Linked DNA regions of Homo sapiens: all the other regions are linked to region 1. The links are chromatin loops, found by intact Hi-C in ENCODE. Cell type or tissue: PC-9. All regions are shown on one strand.

Region 1 (8,000 bases):
GAGAAACACTCACATAACATCTTTTGGGATCAGGGTAGCCTGTCACTTTCCAGAGGAAGCCCAAGAAGCTCAGGAGGTAAAGGCACTCTCCTGAGCTTGCATTAACAAGCTTTTCCAGTTGTACCATTAACAATTCTCCACCCGCCCCTTGGGGATGCTGCAATAATAGGAGACACTATTTTGCAAAGGGCTTTGGGAAGAGTCTGGTAGCACCTTGTATTCATACTGTGCCCTTTATTTCTTTACTGTGGAATTCTCCACTGTCATCCCATTCCACTCAGTTGCTGAGAGACTTGCAAGATAGTATTGATTGTTTCTTCATAAAGACACCATTTCGTTCTATTTATCCAGAGCAGTTAGAGTCAAGGACAAAAGAGAGAGGGGAAGAACTTGTTTCACTAATCTTTCCATCATATGAATATTAAAACTTTTAAGAACCTGATATTCCAGGTGAGGAGTCAAAAGTATGGCTTGCAAATTTTGGGACTCTTTCAGGGGCTGGGAAAGAAAATTCCCTAAAATTTTAGCTTCAGAATCATTTAGGCCTTGAAATAACTCCTACAAAAGAGAATGTCAGTGTCATACATTGTAATGCACTGAACTGAATGGAGTGTAAATACATTCAATAGCACAAGGATTCCATTTTCCTTGATCATACGCTTGGGTTTAGAAATGAAGGAAAAAAGCCTTAAGAAAATATGTTTCGGGTTTTAAAACTGTATAATAGTAGTTAAAAAGAATTTCAAAACCCCAAACCATTCCAGACACCAGATGAGCTCAAACTCCTGCCATATTTAATCATTTCTACTACAAACTCCTAAGGCTGATTTATTATCTGCATCTTGCATAAGTTGATAATAAATCCTTTCTTATGCCAATGAGAATAAATATTTTGAGATGAAAAATGGTCAGTCTGATGATTTTCCCTGGATCTGAGTGAATCATAGAGACTGTACGGCTGGCTTCAGAAACTGACTGTTAAAATGATCCTAAAAAAGATTTAACTTGGAAGTGATCAATCCAGAGGCTGCATATAGATAAATCTTCACAGATTCTCAAGTGGCTAGACTTCAACATTCTATGGGATCCACAAAATACAACTTCACATCTTCTGTTGACAGAACACTGTAAACATTCTGGGCAATTCTGGGACATGAATTTGATCCTTTTAAAAATTTTTTGAGACTACTTTTGGCTAACTTAACCCATTAAAGTAAGAGTGTAAATTGGTGTGTGTGTGGCGTGTGTCTATGTGTGTATTTATGTATTCCTGCCTCACCTCAAAACATCAGTTAGCTTGTTCCTTTATCTTACATTTCCTGTGAACTGGAAGTTAGATCTGAGTCTTGATTAGATTCAAGTTAACCGTTTAAGGCTATAATATATAATAGGTGATGTTTCTGGTTTATATGGCATTATAGCTATTTATTTAGCTAACGATTCTGAAGGTTGTTCTTTAATTTGGGCTGGGATAAGCTGGGAAGAGCTTCTGGTCCAGGTTGAGTTTGGATGGTCTTGGATGCACTTGCTCATGTGTCTCTAGTCAGCTGATAGTTTGGCTGGGTTGACTGACCATGGGTTCGGCTGAGATGGCCAGTCTTTCTCCATGTGATCACTCACTCTTTCCCATGCTAGCTCATTCTCATGGCAGCTCAGGGTTCCATGCATGAGAACAGACGCATGCAAGGTTTTTTGAGGTATAGGCCCAAGAAAATCTCAAGGCCAGTCCAGATTCAAGAAGGGGAGAAAAACACTTTACTCCTTGATGGAAGGAGTTACAGTGTCACATTACTAGGGTGTAGGTACAAGGAGGGAAAGAATTGGCGGCCATTTCTTTCATCTACTACACCTGGGTTTGTAATTTTTGTCAGTGCATGATTTCTCACCTTGTGTAAGGACCACTGACAGGAAAATGTCTCAAGCTACTGTTGAAAATGTAAGTTTCCGGGCTGGATGCGCTGGCTCAGGCCTGTAATCCCAGAACTTTAGGAGGCCGAGGTGGGCAGATAACCTGAGGTTAGGAGTTCGAGACCAGCCTGGACAACATGGTGAAACCCTTCTCTACTAAAAATACAAGAAAATTACCCAAGCATGGTGGCGGGCACCTGTAGTCCCAGCTACTTGGGAGGCTGAGGAAGGAGAATGTTGTGAACCCAGGATGTGGAGCTTGCAATGAGCCGAGATCGCGTCACTGCACTCCAGCCTGTGCAACAGAGTGAGACTGTGTCTCAAAAAAACAAACAAACAAAAAAACCAACCAAACAAACAAAAACAAAAAACAAAAACAAAAAAAAAATAAAATGTAAGCTTCTGAAAAACCAGGTGCAAAGAATGTGTCAGAGTAACAGAGAAGCCCTGGAAATGAGGGTTTTGCGTTCAGCTGGGACGTCAAGTTACAGCTGATGAGCTTTTTCCAAAAATTGTCGGGCAGGTTTTAAGGATTAGAGAAAATGTTTGTTGAATAGCTAGAACAGTTCTTAGCACATAATGGGCGCTAGAGATGATGACTATTAAATATTTAGAATTATTTAATCAGTATTCTTCAAATGTATTTTGAATACCTACAGTGAAATATATCTTTTTTGTTGTTGTTGTTTTGTTTTGTTTTAAAGACTGAGTCTCTCTCTGTAGCCCAGGCTGGGGTTCTATGGTGCAATCTTGGCTCACTGCAACCTCTGCCTCCCAGGTTCAAGCGATTCTCCTGCTTCAGCCTCCTGAGTAGCTGGGATTACAGGCGCCTGCAAGAACGCCCGGCTAATTTTTGTATTTTTAGTAGAGATGGGATTTCACCATATTGGCCAGGCTGGTTTCAAACTCCTGACCTCAAGTGATCTGCCCGCCTTGGCCTCCCAAAGTACTGAGATTACAGGTGTCAGCCACCACACTCGGCCAATATATAGGTTTTTTAAAAAAACGTGTATGTTTTTTTCCCCCTCAAGGAGCCCTACGGTTTTTTAGGGAGAAAGAGAAGTAGACAACTGAAATACAGTTTGATAAATGTTTTCACATGATATTAATAAACTGCTATCTACAAGTTTTTATTGAGCACCTATTCTATGGAGGACATTTTGCTGAGTTTTTAGTAGATGGTGCTAAAGTATGCAGGTTTTTTTTTTTTTTTTTGAGATGGAGTCTCGCTCTGTCACCCAGGCTGGAGTGCAGTGGCCTGATCTCCACTCACTGCAAAATCTGCCTCCCGGGTTCACGCCATTCTCCTGCCTCAGCCTCCCGAGTAGCTGGGACTACAGGCGCCCGCCACCACGCCCGGCTAATATTTTTGTATTTTTAGTAGAGACGGGGTTTCACCGTGTTAGCCAGGATGGTCTCGATCTCCTGACCTCATGATCCGCCCGCCTCGGCCTCCCAAAGTGCTGGGATTATAGGCGTGAGCCACCGCGCCCAGCCTAAAATAAGCAGTTTTAAAAATACTTTGGGTTCTTATAAATAATGTACAATGACTTCAGCAGCATTGTTGGGGAAGGAACAATATCCAGAATGTTACACCAGTCAGTCATTTCTGAAGAATCTGTTGATGATAAAATGGCCCATTATTTTTTCTGCTGCTAAACCAAAGGCACTATGACCTGCTAATTCTCATTTACTCAGCAGGCGGCGCTCCAGCACCAGGGATTGCATTGAAAGTGACAATTTAGTGAAACAAGGAGGTTTTTGGTTAATGTTTGTTTTTCAGGCTAAAAAGGAAAGCCGTTAGGAAAAATAAACAGTTTATCAGGCATTGCGACAAAGACACTTGAGGGGAAAGACAAGCTGTCACTTCAAGGACAGGAAGAAAAATCCCTGCATCTGTAGAATCATCAGATGCATGACTGTCTTGTTAAAAAAATGATGAAATGAGGAAGGAAGGAAAAGCATCTGAGATAAAAGAGAAGATTAAAAAAATGGAAAACAATTGAAATCATCTGCAAGCAAGGATGGAGGAGTACCGCCCTGGGAGAGGGATGTGGAGGAGTGTTGCAGCAATTGGAAAAAATGAAAACAACTGGAATATAATTGGGACTCATTCTAAGTATTCAGATGTACCATTTTCTTTAGATGCCAAATCTGCATAATTGGTTTCAGCTGCCCAACCCACACCCAGTTCTTGTTTTGTAACTTTCAATAGTTTGAGGTCTTCAGCACGTAAACGTTTGCACCTAATGACAAGTGCCTGGTTTCTAAATCAAAATTGCCTTATAGTTTCCAAAAATTTCAGGTCAGGAATACAGGACAGCTGAATTAGTAATTAAACTTTAGTTAAAGGGATTGGAATAGAAACAGCTAAATTAAAAGAAAAAAGTATTTATTGTGAAAATGGTTGGATTTTTGAAGGGTCACTTGTGCTAACCTGCTATTGGGATTAGGGATAATGCTTCCAATTTAGGCTTCACTCTCTCTACTTGGCCATTAAAATAGTTTTCTCAAGAAGAACTTCTCTACATTTATCTTTCTGTATCACATAAATAGCTTAGCTAGTCTTTTTTCTGTAACGTTTTTAATGTAACACCATTTTACTTGGTTTACTCTTTCCTGGAGAGAGATTTAATCAGAATAAGTTAATCTGAAGGCACTCTATAAAACAAAAGAGAATGAGCAATTGTTAGATTGATTGTTTAGACCTAGCCACAGTCTATGTAATATATGAATTAAATTGATGCAATGAAAGAACTATCATACAAGTGGTTCGGAAACATTGGTGTGTATCAATGGTGCCAAACTTTCTTAAAACATAGATTGCTGGGTCCCACTCTCAGAATTTCTGGTTTAGTGGGTCTGGGGTGAGGTAATAAAATGTACATTTTTAACAAATTCTGGGTGATGCTAATGCTCTTGGTCCAGGGATCTGATTTTGAGAACCACTGACATACTTTTGCAGAAAAAGTTTTCTATTTGATTTGGTTATGGTTATGGCTTTGGTTTTCATCCTCCTGCAGTTATATATGGTCAGAATCAGATATTTAATGAATGGAGGAGGAGGAAGAGGAGGACCAAGTGGGCAGATATTTGTTGAACACCTGGTATATACTTGCTTCTATGGCTCTTTACATTCTTAATCTTCTCACTTAATCTTCCCCATGACTGTACAAAGTATGATTTGTTCTCCCACTCAACAGATGTAGAAACTGAGTCTTGAAGAGGTTGGGAACTTTTGAAAGGCAAACAGCTAGCTAATGGCTAAGCTGAAAATTAAACCCAAGTATGTTGACTGCAAAGGTGGCACTACACAAGAGGACTTCAAAATGTTCACCACAGTTTGATTCATTGAATTTCACAGATTTCAGTTCAAATTGACTTTACTTGACTGACACAAGCAAGTTCCTTAATTTGTTGTCCAGTTTCCATTTCTAAAGAGATATGTACCTGTCTTTCAGAACTGGTCTAAGGATTAAGTAATGAATTTGAGGGTGCTTGGGTATAGTTGCTGGTGCATAGTGAGTGCTCGTTAAAGCTCAGCTCCCTTTCCTTTCTTTAGAAATGCAAGTATTTAATTCAAGTTCATCTTAGAAATAAATGAGAAAACTATGATTAGGACAGAAACACTCAAATTCTGGCTTGTCCCAGGGACTTTGAACCACCTTAGTGGGAGGAAGGCAGCCATTCTGTTTGTCAGTTAACGGGACCTACATTAGTCTTCCAAGTTTCTCCAGAAGAGCCTACTTCTACCTTTGTCCCATGTCACCCAGCCCATCTGATGGTAGTGGGTGCCTGTCCTGTGCAACCTGTTCTCACCAGTGCAACCAAAAGAAACTGGACATACTCCAGAAGGCTTGTGTATTTCAATACTCTCTTGGCTTGGAATTCTATTGCCTTCCCACACACCTTCACTTGGTAATTCCATTATCTCTGTTATTTCTGATTCTGTTTCTATTGACTAACTTTTCTCCTGGTTTGAATCAGATTTTCCTACTTCTTTGCATGTCTAGTAATTTTTAAATTAGATGTCGACATTATGAATGATATTTCGTTGAGGGTTTGGATTTTGTTGTCTAAGTAGTGTTGAAGTTTGTTTCGGTGGGCAGTAAACTTACTTGCAGATCAGCTTGATTTTTCTCTAGGCTTGATTTTCAGCTTGTTAGGTCTGGTCCAGAGTAGCTTTTACTCTACCACTAAGGCGTGACACTCTGGGGTCACTCTGAATGCCCTTGTATTCAGTGAGTCCTCTCTACTTTGGCCGAGAGGAGATCAAAACATCTCTCAACCCTAAATGGGCTCTGAGAATGTTCATCTCAGAGCTACCTGAAAGTTGTCAAGTTGTCTTTTTTTTTTTTTTTTTTTTTTTTGGCTTCATGGAGCTTTGCCCTAACTGTGTATGGCTTAGTATTCAGTCAAACACTTGAGGAGAACCTTGCGCAGATTTCTGTAAAGTTTTCTCTGTATAGCTCCCTCCTCTCTGGTACGCTGGCCAATAAATTCCAGCTACCTTAGCCTCCCTGTGTTAGTCAGGGCTCACCAGAGAAACCAAACCAATAGGATATACAGAGATATATAAAAGTATATTTATTATGGGAATTGGGTCACACAGTTTTGGAGGCCAAGAAGTCCCGTGATATGCTGCCTGAAAGCTGGAGAACCAGGAAAGCCAGCAGCATAGTTCAGTCTGAATCCAAAGGCCTGAGAATCAGAGAAGGCAACTGGGTAACTCCCAGCCCAAGTCTGGGAGTGAGGCGGGCATTGGTATCAGTCCCAGAGTCTGAAGGCTCAAGAACCGGGAGCTCTAACGTCCAAGGGCAGGAGAAGGAGAATGTTCCAGTGAGAGAGAGAGGAGAGACACACACACACACACACACACAGAGAGGAGAGAGAGAGAGAAAGACACACACACACACACACACACACACAGAGAGAGAGAGAGAGAGAGAGAATTGCCGTTCTTTCTTTCATCTTTTTGTTCTATCAGGGTTCTCAATGGATTGGATGATGCCCACCTCAGTGGCTCTTCTTTACTCAGTCTACTGATTCTAATGCTTGTCTCTTCTGGAATCATCCTCACAGGAACAGCCAGCAATGTTTTTACCAGATCCCTGGGTATCCCTTAATTCAGTAAAGTTGACACATAAACACTTAACCATCAAACTCCCCAAATGCCTATCTTTGTCTACTCAACTCAGTGAGTCTTCCAGGTTCTATCTGGGTTCCTTTCCCTCTGCCAAGGTCCATGAATGGCCTCCAAGCAGAAACCTAGGGCAATTGTAGAGAGGGTTCCCCTTGTTTGTCTCTCTTCTCTCAGGTATCACAGTCCCGCTCTGCCTGGGGCCAACTATGTCATATATTTTGCCCAGTTTTCTAGATGTTTATAGTGGGAGGGTATGTCCTGTACCAGTTACTACTCCATGAGTGAATGTAGCAATCTGTATACCTTCATTTGGTTAATTCCTACTTGCCTGACTTTTAAGGTGCAATTCAGCCACCATCTCCCTTGGGACACTTTCTGGGTTTCCACCAGTTTGACTTAAGGGCTCCTTCATCTGCTGAGTTATGCTTCCTCCTTTTCCCCCTGACTCCACAGAACCGTAAGCTTCTTGAGGATATAGATTGTAGTTTCTCAGCATCTTCAGCCTCTAGTGTGGCACTTAGAGCATAGTAGGTGCTCAGTAAATGCTCATTGACTAAATGGATAAAGTACATGGAATTGTGCCAGATTCTAATTTTTTGACTTTAAGATCTATCAAGGGTGCTCCTCATTCATCCTCTACTTACAAGTCCTCTTTCCTGGTCTCTCAAACATAAGAAAAAGTTACTGCATACCCTCCCCACAACCCTACCCATGGCTTGTACAGGAAATATGGAGGAAGTCTGCTTGCTCTAAGTCATGTTTAAAAAAACTCTTTTTTTAGATTCAGGGGCTACATGTGCAGGTACTTGTTACCTGGCTATATTGTGTGATGCTGAGGTTTGGGATATGAATTATCCTATCACCCAAGTACTGAACATAGTACCCAATAGTTAGTTTTTGAACCCTTGCCTGCCTCCCTCCCCACTCTAGCAGCCTCTAGTTTCTATTG
Region 2 (8,000 bases), 110 kb before region 1:
TTCTTGGTTTCCAGACAACTGTCTTCTTGCTGTATCCTCATATGGTAGAGAAAAGTTAGAGAGCTTTTGAGGTTCTCTTTAAGAACACTAATCCTTTTCATGAGGATTTCTACCCCCTAACCCAGTACCTTCAAAGGCTCCACCTCCTAATACCGTCACATTGAGGATTAGGATTTCAACATAAAAGTTTCGAGGGGATGCAAACATGTAGGCAGGTAGGCAAACTTATGATGACCAAGAACCGGTTCTAACCTCAGGAAATGAAGCAATAATGGTAATATCATTTCACTGGAGAAGTTTCTGCCTGTTTCCAGAGGGAGAGGGCTGATTAAGAGCTCTCCCTACATTCCACCTTGTGAAAATTGCCATCAGATATCGTGTAAAACTATGAAGTCATCTTTTTTAAACACAAAGTATGACTTCATGGTGTAGACAATGTTTAAAAAATCTCTGGCCGGGTGCGATGGCTCACACCTATAATCCCAGCACTCTGGGAGGCCGAGGCGGGCGGATCACCTGAGGTCGGGAGTTCAAGACCAGCCTGACCAACATGGTGAAACCCCATCTATACTAAAAATACAAAATTAGCCAGGCATAATGGCGCATGCCTGTAGTCCCAGTTACTCAGGAGGCTGAGGCAAGAGAATCGCTTGAACCCGGGAGGCGGAGGTTGCATTGAGCCGAGATCGTGCCATTGCACTCCAGCCTGGGCAACAAGAGCAAAACTCCGCCTTAAAAAACAAACAAAAAAAACAAAACAAACAAAAAAACTCTCTCTGTATCTAAAACAAACTTTTTGGTGGCTTACACTTATAATCCCAGCACTCTGGGAGGCTGAGGTAGGAGGATTGCTTGAGCCCAGGAGTTCAAGACCAGCCTGGGCAACATAGAGAGACCCCCATCTACACAAATTAAATAGAAAACATTAGCCAGGTATGGTGGTGCATGCCTGTAGTCTCGGCTACTCAGGTGGCTAAGGTGGGAGGATCACTTGAGCCTAGAAGTCAAGGCTACAGTGACCCGAGATCATGCCACTCACTGCATTCCAGCCTGGGTAGCAGATCAAGACTCTGTTTCAAAAATAAAAAATAAAACAAGTTTTTAATAGTTTTTGGTAATACCCATCACAAAGAGATATTAAAGAATTAATAATAATGGTGATCACTGCCGTTTAATGAGAGATACCCATGGGTGTGTTGCTCTACAGTTTCCTTCTTTCTCTCACTTAATTCTGAAAACATTCCTGTGAGGTGGACAGTGTCCGAGCTCTTTCTGCCTCTTGGCCAGTTTGGGCCCTGTTCTTCCCATTACCCGCTATTCGGTTGCCCATATTTTCTCCCTCCTTTTTTGCCATGTCATGTTTTCTTCCCCAACTTGTATTCTCCTCTGCTTTTCCTTTGTAATAAGCTCATTCCCCTAACCTGTTGCATCTCTCACACCAAATTTCAGACCAAAAGAAAAACCTGTGATGGGTTTGGGGAAAGTATAGGCCCATGGGTAGGCTTTTTATTCCCTCCCTCTTCATCTCTTCTGTCTCTTAAATGAAGGCATCAGACTTTGTAACCAGTTAGCAGAGGGCATCTTGAAGGAGTTTGTCTTGTTCAGCATCAAAACCCCTGACATTTAACCCTCTGCCTAGTACATGGGCATTCAGTAAGTGAGTGAATAAATCCAATTCACATCGTACATTTATTTAAAAGAGTAGTTTTGCTGGGTGCGGTGGCACTCTAGAAGCCAACACAATGCTTTAGAATGGTATTGTGGCCAAATTATGGTGTACCCAAGTGTATGTAACAGTGATTTATGATAACAGCTAACAGGGTTGGAGGAATGTCTCAAGTATTAGTATTTAGAGAACCCAATTATAGAATACACATTGAAATGAAAATTGAATAACCTGTAACTGGATACTTACCATTCTCCTCCCACCTAACATGGACATACTTTTTACATTATAAACCATCTATTAGATTCTTTTAAAGGTGAGATTATGGAGATAGAAGAGCAAGGAAGAGCCAGTTAGTGGGTCAGAAAATGAAACTTCTGTGCTTAAAATGGTCATAAGTGATGTAGCTGTGAGCAAAAACTGCTCGCATTTGTCACTAATTTCGCTTCTAGGTGCTGAGATGTGTTTCCCATTTTAAGTATTGTTTACACTTTCCTACGTGTCCAGGAGAGTTTTGAGAATTGAGGAAAGTTTCCTGCTTATTCGTAGCTAGGTAGGCTTAGAATGGTTTTAACATTCTTTTATCATCCAGTTTGCTTGACCAATGGCTATGGGTTTGTTGCAGTTCTGCATCCGTTTCTGTACTTGTTTTGTAAAGAGAATCCACACAGTAAACAAAAGAGAGGAGAGAGGTAATCTTTCCATCTCTTTTAATACACTGTAAAAATTGGGATAGTGCCACCATCTGCTTATTTGTTGACGTATTATTCACAGTGCTGGTCCCAAAGGCGATAACATCTATGAATGGAGATCAACCATTCTAGGGCCTCCAGGATCCGTGTATGAGGGTGGTGTATTCTTTCTCGATATCACTTTTACACCAGAATATCCCTTCAAGCCTCCAAAGGTAAGAAATCTCCCTGTATGCTCAAATTTACTAATTCCCACAAGAGAGCAACTGTTGAGGTTTTTCTAAATTTAATTTTTAATCACAGAAACTAGATTTATCTTATGTCCTAATAGATCTGAGTATTTTAACATATACAAAACACTTCTTTAGGTTGATTTTGCCTTATCTGGCAGAGACCATTCTAGGATTAAGTGCTTTGTTTTGATGGTGCTTAAAATTGTGCTATTTATAGTAATATTGTCAGCAACCTAGAATTAATCCCCTGTTTTCCAGCCCATAGAGAAATGTTTTTGAACCTTTCTCGAGGTTAAAAATGGTGTCAAGCCAGGTGCAGTGGTGTGCACCTGTAGTCCAGCTACTTGGGAGGATTGTTTGAGCCCAAGAGTTTGAGTCCAGTCTGGGCAACAAAGCAAGACCCCAAAAAAAGGCAGGGCAGGTCAGGGGGCCAAACAACTAGAGAATCAGAATCTCTTCCCAAAGCTTTGGATTCTGTTGTGCTCCCTGTCATGTTTTGGTCTTGTTCCTTTACCTCCAGGCCTCAGTTTTCTTTCTAGGACAGGTGAGGATTGCCCAAGTCACCCATCTCCTGTACTCAATCTATGATTCTCATTCAGTCAGAAAGAAAACCCCGTCTTGGGGATTAGGTAGACTGCCAGATAAAAGTACAACTGCAGCAACAAGAAGTAATCGAAAGTCACTTTTTTAAAAAATTGGTAAAATTACAGGTAATTTTTACTTTGTGTTTTGGTATATTTCACAAATAAAAATTAAGAGACCCAAATAACACCAGCTTATGTGACTTGTGTTCTGCTGTGGTCCTTGCCCATTACTGGCTCTGCATCCATGGACACTCGATTATATAATAGTAAATTCTGTGATGTAGGTAGACAGGATGTCTATAGGACCTGATGTAACGGTCAGAAAAAAGCAGAAATAGACTTCTCTTCAAATTTTGTTCAGCCTTTTGGGTGTAGTCATTGTTTGCTAAGTATGTTGTTTAATTATCTTTATGTACCCATTATGTTGCACTTCAGTTTTTAAGAGGTATTTATGATTCTCAGTATTTTAAAGCTTACTTTGAGGCAGTGTAGTACTACCAGCTAACACAAGAGGTCAGCAAACAATTAGCTATTCAAACTTGGAAATGTTAATATTTAAAAGATTTAAAATTGCTAAAGATGAAATTAGGAAGTACTGAACTTACCGTCAGTGGACATAACATTTTAAATGAAATTGACACAGTCCCTGAGATGGTATCAATGAACACTTTCTAATCAAATTTATTGTCTATCTTCTTGACAGCTTTAATTAAAACTGCTTTTAGTCACCTTCTTAAGGGTCATTCAGTTGAATATTTAGTAACAAGTTTGTTTGCTGTTTAAATATTGTCTGTCACTTGTTTTTTTTAGGTTACATTTCGGACAAGAATCTATCATTGTAATATTAACAGTCAAGGTGTTATTTGCTTGGACATATTGAAAGATAATTGGAGTCCAGCACTAACCATTTCTAAAGTCCTCCTTTCTATCTGCTCACTTCTTACAGACTGTAATCCTGGTAAGGTTCATAATTCTTTACCTTGTTTTATTCTTCCTTACCTGAAAAATACTTGTTTCCAAAAGCTTTCAAAGGACAAAACTAATTTTTCTGCACAAGTTTGTGAATACAAAAACTAATCGGCTTTTCAAAAGAAAGTTTTAATCAAGTTCAGTCTACTAGTTGAGACACACAACTTCATTAATCAGTATATTCTAGCAACAAGGTATTTTAAACTGAAGACTGACGTAAGTTTGCCTTGGGCTTTTAGTTTCAATTATTCTTCCTCCTTTTTTTTTCCTGTTGCTTAATTTCCCATAGAGTTCTTATAAAACAAATCAGACACTTCTAAATGTCGAGTCATCTGCCTGGCAAGCCTCACCTGTGCCTCTGGGGTTCAGTGAGCATGTGTCCCATAGCTGGTCACTGAGATGGCACTCAATTTTGAAAATGGTAGTTGTTAAATACTTAGTGACTATTGAATTGTGACTTTTTTGGGACTTCATTTCATTTAAAAAATATTTTTCTGTAGTCACAGCTACTAGGGTGGCTGAGGTGTCAGGATTGTTTGAACCCAGAAGGTCAAAGCTGCAGTGAGCCATGAGCATGTCACTGCACTGCATTCCAGCCTGGGTGGCAAAGCGAGACCCTGTCTCAAAAAATATATATATATACACATATGTATATATATACACACACACAGACAAATATATTTTCTAGGTAAACCAAATATAAATTTATTAAAGATCCTAAGATTCAGAGAAATACTATACTTAATTGGAGGTCCAGGTTTTGCCTGGCAACCTGGCTCTTTAACCAGCGTAAAGGTTAATAGTGTTGCACTGCAACAGCCCCGAAGACTTCACAGTATTCACAATGCCGTTAACTGGTGACATTGAGCTAAGGGTCACATGAACACAGCTGGATGTTCATTGCAGTCTGAAGCCTTGACCGTTCCAGTCTCTACTGAACTCAGCCTAACACATAAGAGTAAAGAAACTCCAATTGAGTGTTGTTTGTTGGGAGAAAAATGGAATGAACTAAGATAAAGACAGACCAGTACACTAAAGCCTAAGCATTCCCTCTTCCCCCAACGTTATGTTTTTTTGAAATTTTGATGGAAAAATATCCAGCATGGTGGAGTGGTGTTTCGAAGATGGGTTTGATCACACATACTTTGTCGTACGTATCTACCCAAGCTGTCACTATTCGCTAAAGTTTAAAATGTTCTTTTCCTTTCTCCAAAGTAATCTACATTCTTTTCTTCCAGCCGACCCCTTGGTGGGAAGTATTGCCACTCAGTATATGACCAACAGAGCAGAACATGACAGAATGGCCAGACAGTGGACCAAGAGATACGCTACATAAATTGGGGTTTCACAATTCTTACATTATTTGTCTGTCACAGAAGAGAGCTGCTTATGATTTTGAAGGGGTCAGGGAGGGTGGGAGTTGGTAAAGAGTAGGGTATTTCTATAACAGATATTATTCAGTCTTATTTCCTAAGATTTTGTTGTAACTTAAGGTATCTTGCTACAGTAGACAGAATTGGTAATAGCAACTTTTAAAATTGTCATTAGTTCTGCAATATTAGCTGAAATGTAGTACAGAAAAGAATGTACATTTAGACATTTGGGTTCAGTTGCTTGTAGTCTGTAAATTTAAAACAGCTTAATTTGGTACAGGTTACACATATGGCCATTTATGTAAAGTCCCTCTAAGACTACATACTTTTTGTTTAAAACAAAATTGGAATTTGTTTTCCCTTCTTGGAAGGGAACATTGATATTTAACAGAGTTTTTAGAGATTGTCATCTCATATATATAAAATGGACACGTGGCTATAAAACACCATATAAGAGATGAGTAGTGCGTTTTATTTTATATGCCAATCTACTTTGTTTAAAAAAGGTCTGAATCAGGACTTGTGAAAACCTGTAGTGAAATACCTTAAGCTGTTAACTAACTGTAAGGCGTGGAATAGGAGTTGCTCAGTGGATTGGTTCTATGTTGTGGACTACTTAAGTCTGCATTTGTTACTGTGCTAATAAACAATATTAAAAACCACCTAATAAACACTGCTGTGTTCATTTACTTTTCTTTTGCCTTTTGGTTGCCATTCGCAGATTCTTCTGAAATCGATAGGTATCTGCTTCTAAAACAAGCTAAAAATAATGCATATTTAGTAGGTATTAGTTAGTTACCTATATTAGGATCTGTACTTTACACAGCTGTAGATGAGGTATCCTAGAAAAGGTTAAATAATCTACCCCATTTAGGCTTCAAAGACGAACCCTACTGCATCTTTTTAAAAGCATTTTCTGACTTGCAGATGCTGTAGTAGCAAGTACATGAGAAATGGGTTCCGTCATGGATAAATTGGTACCCTGCCTTAGGGGGCATTTTGGCAGTACATGTCCTGACCCAGCAGTTCTGTTTCTGTATGTCTCTTTCAGAGAAACTTATCTGGATACACATACATTCATTACAGAATTTAAAAAGAATTGGTAACTGTTTGTACTAATATAGACTAAGTTGCATTAGTAGGAAACAAAGCAAACTGGAAGGTACTTATTTAAAAATCATTATGAAAGCATTTGTCCATCTATGTAACATGCATGGGTGGGAAGCTAGATTAATATTCAATAACCGGGGGAAAAGGGTAAGGGGGTGAGTTAGTGTCTGGTAATTTTTTTTTACCAAAAAATGAATTTATGATGAGAAATTTTGAAGAATTATACTGTAGCAGCAATAGCTGATTTGTAAGTATCGTCTTTTATATGTAGTAGTTCTTCACTAGAGCTCATGAAAAAAGTATTCCATTTAAGATGTTACAAATTACTTGATGTTTTAATATGTTCTTTGTTGAATAGCTTATTTTACATTTCAGTCAAAATAGTTATTTCACAGGTGAAACCACTAAGTAGCTTACTTCCTACCTTTTAAATTAATAAAGTTACAGTCAGCCACATTGCTTGAGTCTTGCCAAAATCTTTAGAGAAACAACACAAACTCAGACATCTAAGTCAGATCAAATTAGAGCCCAATATTTTTGATACTTTTATTGTATATGACTAGTTTTCTAGAAAACTATTCCAGAAGATACAGTCTTCCTTCCAGAAAATACAGCTTTACTGTCCTTAAGTGCCTAATCATTTTCAAGAGGAGGAGCAAACAGTTTGCCCTCAAGTATCTGGTCTATCAACAGGGGTCTGGCTAAGGAAAAAACGGCCTTAGAGCGTGATGAACCTACTTAACACTACCTGGTACCTCAACTCATGCTAAACATTCTAATTTGAGCAAAGCTAAATCATGGGTCTTAGTCTGTTTAGCAAAATCTCCACAAGATGAAATTTAGCTTACTACCCCAAACTGTTCAATGTTTTGGGTCCAATTTAGACACAAAAAAATGTTTTATAATCCTAGACATTAGATTAATGAACTTTTTAAAAACAAAGTCATGTTTGGGCTTAGAAGTTTGCATAATGTTACACAGAATGATTATGATATCTTCCGAAACAGCTTGGGGTTGGGGGGAAGTTACACATAGGTGCATTTGCATAACTATCCAAACTATTTTACTGTTTTCACAAGTACAACATAAATAACAAAGGTGCTAATTTCAAAGACAGGTTTCAAACAATGAGAATAAGAATATATTATTTCATATCAGGCAATAATAACCTTAGCCCAAATACTTTTAACATCTAAAGTGCATTAATTGACTTCCTTAGGAATTTTCCTAAGGACCAAAGGTAGATACAAATGGCCTATTTTAAATAGTAATATTACTCCATGTTCACAGACACTTAAAGGCAATCACTATTCAACATACAATTGTGGAAATTACTGATTTTTAGTTCTCAGAATTAGAGTTCCCTTTGTTTT
Region 3 (8,000 bases), 160 kb after region 1:
TATTCCCTATTGGAACCCTTGAAAATGAGCATATTCACTCAGACTAACAGCAGAAAACAGCCTGTGGTAGAGTAAACTCTGTCTCCTCCAACACTGTAGATAAAACAAGAAGAGAAACAGTCATTTCTCGGGATGACAACATGTTAAAAAGGACCTATGCTTTTTAAACCCAAAGTAAGAGTTTTATTAATTTCTTTTTATTTTATTGATTCTCTTCCTGTTTTAAAAACACTTGCAGAAGTAAAGAAACCAGACATTACACTCATTTAGTTATTTATGATTTGGGAAAAAAATTCAGTTCTTGAACATGTCAAAAATGAAGAGCACAACCAGACACCTGGATGATCACAGACCATGGATGTTAGAATTTGATTTTAATTTGAATTTAAACTTAACATTGCATTCTGGAAGAGGACTGGGAGGGGACTGGAGCTGGGCTAAGCTCTGTGCTTGTGGACCCAGGGCAATTACCTTGCAGCCTTCACACGTGATACAGCGGTAGTGATACCCGGTGGCTTTGTCACCACACACTACACAGAGCTCGTCCTTGTCTAAGTAACTGGGGATGTACCCTGTGAAGGAAATAAAAGAAGGAATATTAAAAAATAATATGTTAACGTCAAAGAGACACTATAGCTAAGGTTGCTAGGCCAGAGACAAAATTGGCTTGCCAGGAAGAGGTAACAACAGTAAAGACTTAGTGAAACCAAACGGTAAGAATTTTATACTCATAGAGTTAACATAGGCCCAGGATTTCAGAATGCCTTAGAAATAGCTCACACCTATAATCCCAGCACTTTGGGAGGCCCAGGCAGGTGGATCACCTGGGGTCAGGAGTTCAAGACCAGCCTGGCCAACATGGCAAAACCCTCTCTCTACTAAAAATACAAATAATTAGCCGGGCATGGTGACAGGCACCTGTAATCCCAGCTACTCAGGAGGCTGAGGCAAGATAATCACTTGAACCCAGGAGGCAGAGGTTGCAGTGAGCTGAGATTGTGCCACTGCACTCCAGCCTGGGCGACAAGAGCGAAATTCTGCCAAAAAAAAAAAAAGAAAGAAAGAAAGAAAGAAAGAAAGAAAGAAAGATAGCTGTGATCACTTGCTGTGCAGGTGGGAATGGCAGGAAGGCTGTAGAGCCAGTGACTCAAGCAGAGAGGCCAGGATTTGAGCACTGTGAGTTCTAGATAACACAATCTATTTAACAAGGCTTATTTCAAAACCTGTTTTCACAAGATTTGATCCACTTTGGAATCACAGTACCATGCAATGAATTCAGAAAACTTTATAGCTGGAAAGGTCCCGGGAGATGACGAAGTCCTTGTAAGGTGAAGAAACAGGCCTGCAGAGGTTTGGCCTTCCTCAGGGTCTCACTGGAAATTACAGGCAGGACTAAAACCCCAGTCTCTTAATTTCTAGCCCTCCAGTGTAATATGCTGGTCTTTTTCTAAAAATGGAGAGTTGACTTTAAGTAGAATGAATTTTGCCACCTAAAAAAGTTAGGTAAACTTGTGATATTATGATATGCAATCCAACAACACTGGATAGTGTGAAATGACAGAGGTTTTGTTTATTAAGAAAAAAGGAAAATCCAACTATGATAACTCTCTTTTTTAGTGGACAATGAGTTTATTAGTTTAAATTCCTTGACTCAGGAAGCTAAAAAGCACAAAAGCAGAAGCCTCCTGTTTCCCTCCTGTCTTTGCTCCTTCAGCTTCCTGTGGAGAGGATGCCCAGACACAAGATGCTGATTCAGGAGGGCAGGTTCATTCTCCCCTCTATCAATGGTTTACCATTGATAAATTATGTGATATATAGAATCACACAGCTTCACATAAGACCAAACAATCAAAATGAGGCAGGATTGGTTGGGATGTGAAGAAGGAAGAGGCTGAGAAACAATCCTTTCTCCCTATCATGGTCCTTATGAAGTTTTTTGACTCAGTTCAGCAAAGTCTTCTTTGTTCCAATAAAGATTAGCTAGGTTGAAATGACTGATGCCTTACTGTGTATCTTACCGTGACATTTCATAGACCTTTTATTAAACTAGGTCACTGAAGTCTTGCTTTTCAGAAAAAAAGCCATTAAGGAAACAGAATGAAATAAATCCTTTTCATAATTTCTTAGAAATTATGTTGCTCCAACTTTAATTTAGAAAAATGTTCCTTCTTGGGAGGCAGATAATTGACTTGAAAGTGAGGTTTAGTAATGTACAGGATTATATTTTTAAATATCACAGCTTTTCTTAGTTTACTTTTGCATCATGCAAACCATGATTCATCTGTTGAGTTCACTGCAAGGGTTTCAAAACTCTTGTCAGTCATTTTTAAAAAGGGAATTCTGGGAAGGATCTGGGCAGAGAAAAAAGGGAACTAGAATGCTTTGCGCGTTCATTCAGTCATTTATCTATGAATTCAGAAAACATTTATTTAGCATCTACATGTGCTTAGCATTGTTCTAGGTGCTGAAAATACAAAAATGAGTAAGACATGGTTTCTTCCTTTGTAAACTCATAAGCTGAGTTCTGTTTCTGTAGCCTTGGTCATTCTTCAATGAGAAAAAGAGAGGTGAAAATGAAGGGAAGAACATGAAAAGATGCTCAACATCATTGCAGGGAAATGCAAATCAAAACCACAATGAGATACCACTTTACACTCACTAGTATGGTTTTAACAAAAATGACACAGTCACAAGTGTTGGTAAGGAGGTGTGCTCATGTGCTTTTGTGTGCATATAAAGACCTACTTATAAAACACAAAGTAACTTTTAAACCACAAAGTAACTCAATTAGGAAAACAGGCACCTTCCTGGTAAAGGCAGATGGAATATACAGACCCATACTGTCAAAAAAGCTACATCTGAACCTCTTATACCTCGAGGTTATACACAATTAATCCAACAGAATGAAGACTTTCAAGTTCTTAGTATCAAGTATGGAATGCAGAGATAAGGGAAAAAGAGGTACAAGTCATTTCTGTCTAATCTCAGGTATGAGAACCAATTGTGATACACTTGAACACTGCTGTACTTGTGGGACATGACTTGGGAGGGGTCAAAACAAGGTGTCCAAGAACATTAACCAGAGTTGGGAAGATGCAGGTAGTTCCCTCTCACCTCATACTACCCCAGCCTGTCTCATGAGACCTGCTGGCTTTATCTTTTGGCATTGGCAGCCAGACACTGAAGATTTATTCCTACCTGTAGTTCAACAATTTATGTAGATGGTGTTTAAGGTTCTTGTGGAATCCAACAATAATTCAATCAGTGACTGGAATGGACTCCTTTCATTTACTGACTGCTAGGCTGAGAGGTGGTGTGCTTTACTCTCTTATTTCTCCTAGACTATCTTCTTCATGGGTGGAGGTGATTAAATGACTTTAGTTAAATCATCAAAACTTCTACAGAAACATCTACTTAAGTTGGTGGCAGCTACTTACATGATCATACTAGTGCACCCCACCCCTTGCTTTCTTTTCTGTAACATATTAACTCTGAACCATCTTATTTATCCAAAACAGTCACCACAGGCAATGATACATCAATCATTATGCCTAAGTCCATTATTCTTCATTAAATAACTTCCATCAGGGAATAATGTCCCACACATAGTGACTAGGTAGGTGAGGATTCTCTTAAGGTTACTGAACATGATTGACAACATTACATACTAACCAATTCTCCTAGAGAACTTAACCATTTCTTGCTGTTGTATTTCCTGTTGTATTTTAGTGTCTCCATCATTTTCCTTTGTCATACTCACCAAATGAGTTACACAATGGTCAGTATGCCAAACTAAGGAAAATGCACATGTATCATTAGTTTTGTTGCCAAGAGTGGACACTGATGAGTGTCATAATGTCAGCGTTGGATTCTGCCTAGAAACAAATACTACAGACACAATCCTGGAAGCTACGACTGTTCATGTCAGGAACTGCATCTGCTAGTTGTCCCAGGTGACTGCTAAAGAAGCCTGGTCAATAACCCTCCAGAAAAAATTAAGGTCCATGACAATATATGATAGTTCAAAAATGATATATTTCCCTCAGCTCTTGTCTGCTCAGATGTATTATTTTTCAGATTAATACATTATGCTGCCACTTTATCAAGCATATTTTTATAAAAGCAAACTCCATCTGTTCAACAAAGGACTTGAGATTTTTTCAGTTGACATTTGGCAATGTCTGGTTAATTGCTAAGTATTATCTTGAATATCTTACAGTTAATGCTATTTAAAAAATATTCTCTGAGCGACTTGTCATGTAGAAGGGGAAAGTTTTGTACATTTGCACTACAAAGGATGCAACAGGTAGTAAGCTTGCCTTCTTGGTTGAAAACAGATTCAATGCTTTCTTCCCTATGGGCAAGATCAGAAGGCTGGCTAGTTTAATTCTTTTGAGTGAATTATAACAGCATCTCAGGTCCTAGGAGGAGAAACACTGGTTCCTCTTGTCACCTTGGCAGATACATGGCCCTTAGGGAATAGAATATAAAGCAGATTAATCTTGAAAGTAGATCTAAAATATAAGGTGCTGCCTAGGAGAGCAGAAGTAGCAGCATGTGAGAAGAGCTGAGTTCAGAGATCTTTTCCAAACTGGCAAATCTTATCATCTGTATAAGACCACTTGCCTAGCAGAACCAGTCCTGGCATCTTAAGGGAGGGGCTGTGGTTTGCGGTAGTGGGAAATACTTTGGGTAGCTCAGAGAAGTGAAGAAGTTCCATGTTGCTGATTCATCTTGTAGAGCTATCAACTCAGAGCCAGTAGGTATCTGATCTTGGGACGGGATAGAGGATGAGACTGTATTTTGTCACCCTTCAGGAAGCTAAGTCACTAGCATGCTTAGTCACTCTTCTGATTTTATACTGAACCTCCTCAGTTCATCCTGCAGCTCAGACCTGATGATTTAAGCTTGTTTTCCCCACCAGCACCTTCCCTATGTCATTTCTTGACAAACTTAAAAACCTTGAAAGGGTTATCCTTTAGCCTTTCCCCAACATACGAATCCTGATTCCTTTTATATTTAATTCTTGGCATTAGGTACCAAGCTTTATATCATGTTAATCTTTAACCCTGTGATAGACACTATATTAAATTAAACCATGCATTCATCCATTTGTTTATTTAACAGCATGTATGGGTGTACTGTGTGGAAGACACTTGGTACAAACTTGAAACAGCATTAACTTTGGAGGCCTTCATCCATTGCCCTCTGCAAATTATTAGCAGAGCTGCCCCAGGGGCTCCCACTTCACACAATTCACAATCTTTCCTCAGAACATCCACTGTTTTCCCACCCTGCCTACCCCTGCTTGGAGTCTTGGAGTCTCTTTCTTTACACTTTGCCCTCTGGCTGGCTGGGCCCTGGTGTTGGGGGACAGCAGACAATGGCTCGCCAGGCTTTGAACACTGAAGCACTGGTGGGCGGAGGAGGGGCGAGCAGGAGGACCAAGTAGAGGTGTCAATCTAGAAAAGGGGATGAGGATATGAGGCCAAAGGACCCTGGATTCTCATCGGAGGCTTTAGTGCAGAAAAAGGGACAACATGAGTTTTGGATCATTTCTTCTGATTCAAGAATTCCTGAAACTAAGACATATTTTTAAATTACAATTTTTTTTAACTTTTATTTTTTGAGACAGGGACTCACTTCTGTCACCCGGACTGGAGTGCAGTGGCATGACCATGGCTCACTGGAGCCTTGAACTCCTGGGCCCAAGCAGTCCTCCCAGCTCAGCTTCCTGAGTAGCTGGGACTACAGGTGCATGGTCACCACACCTGGCTAATTTTGAAGTTGTTTCGTAGAGATGGGGTCTTGCTATGTTTCCCAGGCTGGTCTTGAGCTCCTGGTTCAAACCAGCCTCCCGTCTTGGCCTCCCAGAGTGTTGGGACTACAGGCATGAGCCACAGTGCTCAGCCTATTTTTTAATTTTTAGGGCCAGGTTTGGGCATAGTATAGTTTAATGTATAAGAAGTACCTAGTGAAATGTTCCTTTTGCCGTCCCTGTACATTCAGATCCTTAATAGCTGACATAACCTTTCAATCTACAATTAGAGGGAAAACACTTGAAGATGCAAACCACTAAGAAAGGGAATACGTTGATATAATGCGTTTGAGTTGGAATGTTAATCAAAAGGGCACACATTCTGGCAGTCTACAACATTTGGCTTGCAGAGTGTTTTTAAAAATCGTAGCAAATTTTTAAAACTAGGAAATTTCATAAAACATACAGAATTCTTGCTTCATGTGAAAAACAGGAGGAACTGGCAATACTGAACCCAAATTCTCACAGTGTAACGATCAACTGAACTAGAAAGGTAGCCCTACCTCCCAAGAAACGGACATCCTTTTTAGGCTCCACAGTCAGAACCTCTCCTGATTGTGTGCATCAGTTGCTATTTATTTTTGTTCTTGCATTATGCCTTTTCATAAATAAAGAAATATTTCACATAATTCTTTATCTTTATCAAGAGTGGAAAAACAAAAGTAGTTTGAGAAAAATGATAACTTTTTTTTTTTTTGGGGGGAGGGTGGGGGACGAGTTTCACTCTTGTTGACCAGGCTGGAGTGCAATGGCACGATCTCGGCTCGCTGCAGCTTCCACCTCCTGGGTTCAAGTGATTCTCCTGCCTCAGCCTCCTGAGTCACTGGGATTACAGGTGCCTGCCACCACGCCCAGCTATTATTTGTTATTTTTAGTAGAGACGGGGTTTTGTCATGTTGGCCAGGCTGGTCTCGAAATCCTGATCTCAGGTAGTCTACCTGCCTCGGCCTCCCAAGGTGCTGGGATTATAGGCGTGAGCCACTGCTCCCGGCCTGAGAACATATTTCTTCATGGAAGTGAGAAGTATTCTTATCATATATTATGTAAGCATTATGTGTCTTTGTTGAAAAATTTAAATTAAGCAGCCATTGTAAGACAGCTCTTCCTCTCTCTCTCTCTCTCTCTCTCTCTCTCTCGCATACTTGGGGGCATTGGAGTTGTAGAACCCTGGTATTGATGAGATCATTTCCTGTTTTAAAAGACGGCATGAATTAGAAAGCAGGAAGGCAAAGTCATCAGAAGATTAGGGGAGGGAGCAGAAACAGTCACTAGAGAAGGGTGATAGTTGCCTCTGATTTTGCTGTGAGAAGCAATTTATAGCTTTGGGCTCATGCAGAGGCACCCACAGTTATGTCATATCCTGAATCCTTGAGAAAAACAAGTGTCATTTCTTTACCTGAAAATCCATTCAGAATGGGATTCAAGGTTATAGCTCTAAAAATGTGGGCTAGCAGCCCTTCAGCCTTATGTTACATAAACATACATAAAAGGGAAGGAGCTGTTGCATTTGTCATCAGAACACCGTCACTGTCGTTATGAGCTATACTGCTCTCCCTGCAGGTGTATCCTGCAGTCACATGGATGTGCGCTTTAGGGAGTGCAAAATAAAAGAGATTGATGCTTTCGTAGTGCTTATGATCTAGATAGATTTGATATAAATAAGCAAACATGATGAGGGGAACCCAAATCCCAACAATGGAAATGAGCTATGACACATATGTATGTGTTATGTTGCACGTATATATGGTTATGTAGGTTCAGGTGTACTCCATTTTGACAGACGTCAATATATGAACACTTAAATATGATATTTGGAAATGGAGGAGGGATTTTAACATTATAAGAAATCCTTTATGAAAGATCCTTTACTTCAGATATTCTCCAAGTAGTAAGTTCTTCACCATTAATGCAGTGGTCCTCGAGTGGGGATGATTTTGCCTCCCAGGGGACATTTGGCGAAGTCTGGAGACATTTTTGGTTGCCACAACTGCTGTGTGTGTGTGTGTGTGTGTGTGTGTGTGTGTGTGTGTGTGTTTGCTACTGGTGTCCAGTGGGAAGAGGGACCAGGAATGATGCTAAACGTCCTACAATGCACAGGACAACCATCACAACAAAGAATTATATGGCCCCAATGTCAATAGTGCCAAGGTTAAGAAACCCTAGTCTAATATACTTTATATAT

The links. Peaks named below come from ENCODE experiments on the same cell type or tissue, not always from the same donor. Only the 100,000 strongest peaks of a DNase experiment are listed, where the experiment ranks them.
Region 2: a loop joins it to region 1, with 7 times the contacts of the local background. A loop is called at or near these places in 25 of 110 quality-filtered maps.
Region 3: a loop joins it to region 1, with 3 times the contacts of the local background. A loop is called at or near these places in 3 of 110 quality-filtered maps.

What each region holds. Positions count from the first base shown.
Region 1 is chr3:23,995,515-24,003,514 of GRCh38, forward strand. No RefSeq gene overlaps it. Among named protein-coding and RNA genes, the nearest start is that of NR1D2, 54 kb to the left of the region's middle. In PC-9, CTCF peaks have their summits at 3,640 and 3,845; no DNase peak of the experiment used is centred here.
Region 2 is chr3:23,885,127-23,893,126 of GRCh38, forward strand. UBE2E1 (ubiquitin conjugating enzyme E2 E1) reads left to right here. Exons shown (of 6, transcript NM_003341.5): 4 at 2,441-2,573; 5 at 3,986-4,133; 6 at 5,383-6,514. The coding sequence ends at 5,480. NKIRAS1 (NFKB inhibitor interacting Ras like 1) reads right to left here. Exons shown (of 5, transcript NM_020345.4): 5 at 4,825-8,000. The coding sequence ends at 7,969. Among named protein-coding and RNA genes, the nearest start is that of NKIRAS1, 28 kb to the right of the region's middle. In PC-9, CTCF peaks have their summits at 3,692 (motif pointing right) and 3,894; DNase peaks (open chromatin) are centred at 255 and 4,415; H3K27ac peaks cover 5,729 bases.
Region 3 is chr3:24,151,919-24,159,918 of GRCh38, forward strand. It overlaps THRB (thyroid hormone receptor beta), which reads right to left. Exons shown (of 11, transcript NM_001354712.2): 6 at 472-572. All of the region lies in intron 1 of THRB-AS2 (THRB antisense RNA 2), which reads left to right. Among named protein-coding and RNA genes, the nearest start is that of THRB-AS2, 4.6 kb to the left of the region's middle. RefSeq lists a silencer at 1,096-1,296. In PC-9, no CTCF peak of the experiment used is centred here; DNase peaks (open chromatin) are centred at 2,963 and 4,703; H3K27ac peaks cover 2,929 bases.